2 separate regions of the Homo sapiens genome follow, and region 2 is linked to region 1. The links are chromatin loops, found by intact Hi-C in ENCODE. Cell type or tissue: heart left ventricle. All regions are shown on one strand. Each heading gives the region's core, and the rest is flanking DNA. Links, peaks and the distances in the headings are about the cores only.

Region 1 (2,928 bases), core at 311-2,810:
AAATTAAGTTATTTTATTTAAAAGTGCATTGCAAAGTGCACTATGCTATCTAAATGCAAATAAATCTTGGAAAATGCTGTCCTCTTCATATATATTAAAACACATTGTGTTGATTTTAGATGTGGGTTTTTGGTTTTTGTTTTGTTTTGTTTTTTGAACTTTTGTTTTAATGTTTTCCTTTAGTGGAATTTGAGAGAAATACCTTAACCATAAAAAGAAGATTTTTGTTGTTCTTTTTAAGGTTGCAAGTTTTTTTGAGGGATTGGAGGAGAAAGGAAGCATGACTCCTGCTCTATGAGAAAGATAAGTTCAACATCCAATACTAATGGCAGGAATCCCACGGCCTCCCCTTAATCCCCCTCAAAAAAATCTTTCTTTGTTTTCTGTTCCTTTTAAGGCCTAAAGATACAACAAGCCTTCCTATTAAGTAAATCTGTTTAAACACAGACAGCTTTGGGCTTCTTTTCAGCCTGTGTCATCATCTCTTCTGATACGGAGGAGTTATTTAGTGTGTCCTTCAATTATTTGGCAAGCGACCAAATTACATGCATGTTTTTCTACTCGTGATCATCATCAAATTTTTTTTCATTATGCTTGTCAGAGTTAAAAAAGCTTTAAAAGTACTTCAGTGGATAAATACTTAAGTGGATAAACATTTAATATACTTGTAGGTTATTCTTTATTAAGAAGATTGTGCTGTGAATTTTACTTTGTTATCTGGGCAGTTTAGAAGGAACAATCAGTACTCTAGCTCCACTCTGTCTTTATAACTATTTTTATCAGGGTAGGGAGGGTGTCATGGCCAGTACTGCTGTCTCCAGTTAGAGCCACTGAGATTGAGCAAGACTCTGCTTGTACAAAAAGAAGACAAAACAAAACAACAAAGTCAAGAGTCGTCAAACACCAGACAGCATTATGAAAAACATCAATTGGTATAGAGTGCTAAAACAAGTTTCATAATCAATATACTTACATAAGCATGCTTGTAGCAATGTATATTGATCTCTCTCACACACATACAGACACACACACACACACACACACATACACACACGTCCATCAAATTATAATGACTAAATTTGCCTTGCTACAGGCTATTTTGCTGGCTCTATATAACCATAGAATTAGTGATGTATATGGGTGATTTATTTCTATTGTGATGTAAATACTGCCTTTTCAAAAACTAGACTTAAGGTTTTATGATAGTTTTCCCAGTGAGTGGATAGAATCCTAAAGCAATCTTCACTTCCATATCTATTATGTTCAATTATATTGCAAGATATTGCCATGTGGCATTAATTGCCTTGTTTTGTAGGATCAATGAAATGTATCATGTATATATATTTATTCCTATTTAAATAATAGGTAAAGAGATACAGCACTATCTCTAATCCCCCTGATTTGATAGATAAAATGTCAGAGAAACCTCTGTCTAATTTTTCTGGCTTGCCTAAGAGCCAAATGTGTTACATTTATATAAGCATTAGATACATAAGGTAAAGAATGAACAAAACTCCTGTTACTGGTTGCTCACAAATGTGTATTTTGTATTACTTCCAATCATGGCCCATGTACTGCATGCAATCTCACTTATTTATAACCTCATTTCACACCAATGTTACTGCTATGTCTTCACTGATTCTATTAATCCATTATTGATTCCATTATTGATTCCATTATTTTCCCACCTGCACTGCTATAGATTCATTTCTGCCAACTGCTTATAAAGCACTTCTTTACTTCCTTAAAAATGTGACTTAAATTTACTCATCTAGGATATATTACTCATTATATAAAAGTGAATTTGATCACTTCTTTGTTCTACATTTCCTATGAAATATTTCTTTATTGCTAAGCCATTGTTTTTTAAGTGTTCTTAAATGATTATAATTATCAGGGGAATGTAAGATAAGTTAGCATTCACTTGATAGTGAATTGAAGAAAATTTTATTAGTCACCTGCATATAGAAGCCACTGTGTTGGGGATTGTAAAGAGGAAAACAAAAAGAATAAGGAATGCAAGCACCATAAAAGGCAAAATTAAACAACCATTAAATGGATGAGATGAAAAATGCTATGAATGAATAGCAGAAAACAAGCTTATTGAATTAACTACTGTAGGCTGTATTTATATTTTTTGTAAAGTCTTATGATGCACAAACTTTTAATTTTTTAATTTAATTTAATCACACTTCAGGAATATTTACAGTAATATCACAATGTCCTTTAAACCATCTTTTTATTTATTTATTTATTTATACTTTAAGTTTTAGGGTACATGTGCACAACGTGCAGGTTTGTTACATATGCATACATGTGCCATGTTGGTGTGCTGCACCCATTAACTCATCATTTAACATTAGGTATATCTCCTAATGCTATCCCTCCCCCCTCCCCCCACCCCACAACAGGCCCCGGTGTGTGATGTTCCCCTTCCTGTGTCCATGTGTTCTCATTGTTCAATTCCCACCTATGAGTGAGAACATGTGGTGTTTGTAAACCATCTTTTTATAATGTTAAGTATCTCAGGTTTCTAGTTTTCCTAATTATTTAAGAAGTTTAAAGATATGGGTCATTCAAACATGAAAATTTCTATATAAGGTTGATTTCAGAAGTCACAGACTTAAAATCCTAGAGCTGCAGGGACATATAGTATATAAATACAAATGAATAAACAGGCTATGTGTAGGAAAAATAGAGATTAGTGGGAACTATGATAAACTGAAGTCCCATGTCCTTTTTAAAGTAGAATATTCTATCTAGCTCCAGTCAATTTTCATTATGTGAGGAAGGAAACCCACTACTGCCAGATCTTTTTATTTTTCAGGAGAACCTCTTTAAACTGGATTTTATGTGAAATCTCTCCATTTTAAACTGCCAACAAATGACATAAAAACATTTTTTAAATGTGTAGGTCAAACAAACATA
Region 2 (2,898 bases), core at 1-2,500, 210 kb before region 1:
ATTTCTCCAGACCTAGCTGGCCTGTTCAGTGGGTTATCTCCACCACCTCAGGAAAGCTATTCTGATCAAATTTCTTCATGGCTTGTATTGAAAACGTGTAAGTACAAAACCGAGTACAACTGTTTAATTTTGAAGGCAAAGTCAGTTTGAATTGCTTTATTGTGTAACTGGGACAGGGATGAATGGGTTGGAGGAGATGTGGGAGGAAATTACAGACAAAAACTTGAAGGACATAAATTTAGTTACTAAGAATACCGGATTTAAGAGTGGCAACTTTGAAGTGTAATTTTGAAAGAAAATTTACAAATCCCTAGTCTAAACAGTGGGGTTTAAACATGAGGAAATTCTTACTCTAGGGTGTGGTGGTGGTTGAATGAAAGAATTTTTAACAAAATTTGGTGTGAGTGTTGAATGATACCTCAAGAAGAGAAACTTGTGTGTTTGTTAACATAACTAACTTTTCTTTGACTTCTGTGAAGAAAAAGATATTTTACTTCGGAAGACATACCAGAACAATCTTGCCAGAATCTGAATGCCAGGATTAGTGAATCATAGATCCTAGAGAGAATTGAAAAAGCTGGTATTTTCTATTATATGCTTACTATTAAGTTATGTGCATCTTCTAAGCTTCCTTGCTGCCTTGTGGAGGTGGGGAAATGAGGAATGAAATAGGCCACTGAGTAGTCATGAAGGGTAATCATGTAGCCTAGTACTAAAGAAGCCACCTGGGAAGGGGCCAGAGCGCTGAGCAAGTATTTGGCTACATATAGGGGAGAGGGCACTCCTTTTTTCCCTGGTATATTTCAGTGAGCTCAGTCAATTACATATTGTAGCTATTTTCTGGTCAGTGCATTTCCATTTTTATTAGCTGTTTGATTTCTGTTTTTGCAAGCCTTGGAGGGCACGCCCCTTCACCCTTGGTAGTATCTGTGGACAAAAATGGGAACCAGGAGCTGCACCACGACATGCCCCTGCAATGTCTGAGTTCCAAGCCAGAGGATGACGCAGAGCCCTGGGGTCAACCTCAAGTACCGCTGAGACCTTCCGTCAATGTGCTGACTGATCTGGATAGCAAGCAACTGGAGTGGCCCTCTGAAAGAACAGGATCCTGCATTCCTCTTCATAGCTTGAGAGCTCATAGACACCCCTACGGGCCACCACCTGCTGTTGCAGAAGAGTCCCTAGCAACAGCAGAAGTAAACAGCTCTGATGCACTGGCAGGCTGGAGGCAGGAGGGACAGGATGCTATTAATGTGTCCTGGGAAGTCTCTGGCGGCCCTCCTGCACTGATAGTAGGGGGCACAAAGGTCAACAATGGGGGCACTGAGAGAGGCAGTAATAACGCAAGGTTGCATGTAGCTTTGCCACAAGGTAAAGGGTTCTTTCCACCCAGGGGCCCACAAGTGAGAGGCCCTTCACATATTCCCACCCTTAGATCAGGGATAGTAATGGAGGTGCCGCCCGGAAATACACGAATAGCCTGCAGAGGAAAGCTGGCTCATGTTTCTTTCCCACTCAGGGGCCCATGCCACCCCATGCATAATTGGCCAAGGCCTATCCCGTTGTCTTCCAGTACTCCAGGTTTACCTTCTTGCTCTACTGTTCATTGTTTCATCCCTCCTCGACCTCCGATTTTCAATCCCTTTCTCACTATGCCTCTTCCTTTTGCTCCTCCTCCGATATTTGGTCCTCCACTGCCTTCTTATTTTGCCCATTTCCATTCTGGGGGAATGCCAGCTCCTGCATCACCCAACAGAGAGCACAGCTGATGGCAAAAAGGAAGGATGAAAAAAGGGTTGTGGAAAGAGGTGAAAGTTATTCATTTATGCTTTTATATTTGAAACCTTGTACCCTCCCACACTCTGTTTAGCACTAATGTGCCCTACTTGAAACCACGTACCCTCCCACACTCTGTTTAGCACTAATGTGCCCTATTTGAAACCTTGTACCCTACCACACTCTGTTTAGCACAAATGTGCCCTACATACTGGAGATTAAATAAAGATTGTGAAGTCTGAAATGCTGTAAATTATTTTTCAAAATGACACCCCAGGAACCAAAGCCTTGGATTTTGTGTTCTATCTTTAAGGTAATTAAAGCAGAAACAAACCTGTCAGTGTTTTCTAAATGGCTTAGTTAAATGACTGTTACTATTTTCTATTGAGTTGTCTTGCAGTGTGACTGGGGAAGGGTGGTTAGGTTCTTCCTAGGCCAAGGCTAGATTGGGGAATCTCTATCTACCCAAGGCTATAAGGGGTGCTTAGAGCTGGATGGCTGAATTAAGAAAAGTTCCATAAAGGCAGCCTAAAGTTCAGATAATAGAGAAAAATGAACAAACAGTAAAAGAAGCCAGATGAGATTGAGGTGAGAGTAATAGAGCTAACATTTAGCAGTCATAGGCAGAACCAAGTTGAAAAGTCAGGAAAGAAGGAGGAGGGAAGATGGAAGAGTATTCTTAGACCACTGCTTCAACACGAACTGGTGTTTGTGTTTCAACTTTTCCTTGTTGCTAATTACATAGTATATATAGCTCTGGCTCAATAAGAGTCCAAAATCAAGGTGGAACAGGACTGATCCTTTCACCCTTTGTCTCAACAAAGAGCTTACTATATGTATTAGATCCATTCCCACACTGCTAATAAAGACATACTCAAGACTGGGCAATTTATAAAGGAAAGAGGTCTAATTGACTTACAATTCCACATGGCTGGGGAGGCCTCAGGAAAATTACAATTAGGGCAGAAAGGGAAGCAAACACGTACTTCTTTACATGGCAACCAGAGAGAAAAGTGCAGAGTGAAGGTCGGGGAGGCACTTATAAAACTGACAGATCCTGTGAGAACTCACTCATTATCACGAGAACAGCATAAAGATAACTGCCCCCATGATTCAATTACC

Evidence for each region. A loop is a pair of places that touch in the nucleus more often than their neighbours do. Peaks named below come from ENCODE experiments on the same cell type or tissue, not always from the same donor. Only the 100,000 strongest peaks of a DNase experiment are listed, where the experiment ranks them.
Region 2: a loop joins it to region 1, with 21 times the contacts of the local background. A loop is called at or near these places in 5 of 110 quality-filtered maps.

What each region holds. Positions count from the first base shown.
Region 1 is chrX:127,029,745-127,032,672 of GRCh38, forward strand. No RefSeq gene overlaps it. Among named protein-coding and RNA genes, the nearest start is that of PRR32, 210 kb to the left of the region's middle. In heart left ventricle, for the core only: no CTCF peak of the experiment used is centred there; no DNase peak of the experiment used is centred there; H3K27ac peaks cover 324 bases.
Region 2 is chrX:126,819,767-126,822,664 of GRCh38, forward strand. PRR32 (proline rich 32) reads left to right here. Exons shown (of 2, transcript NM_001122716.2): 1 at 1-97; 2 at 893-2,020. The coding sequence starts at 78. The coding sequence ends at 1,769. Among named protein-coding and RNA genes, the nearest start is that of PRR32, 1.5 kb to the left of the region's middle. In heart left ventricle, for the core only: no CTCF peak of the experiment used is centred there; a DNase peak (open chromatin) is centred at 1,085.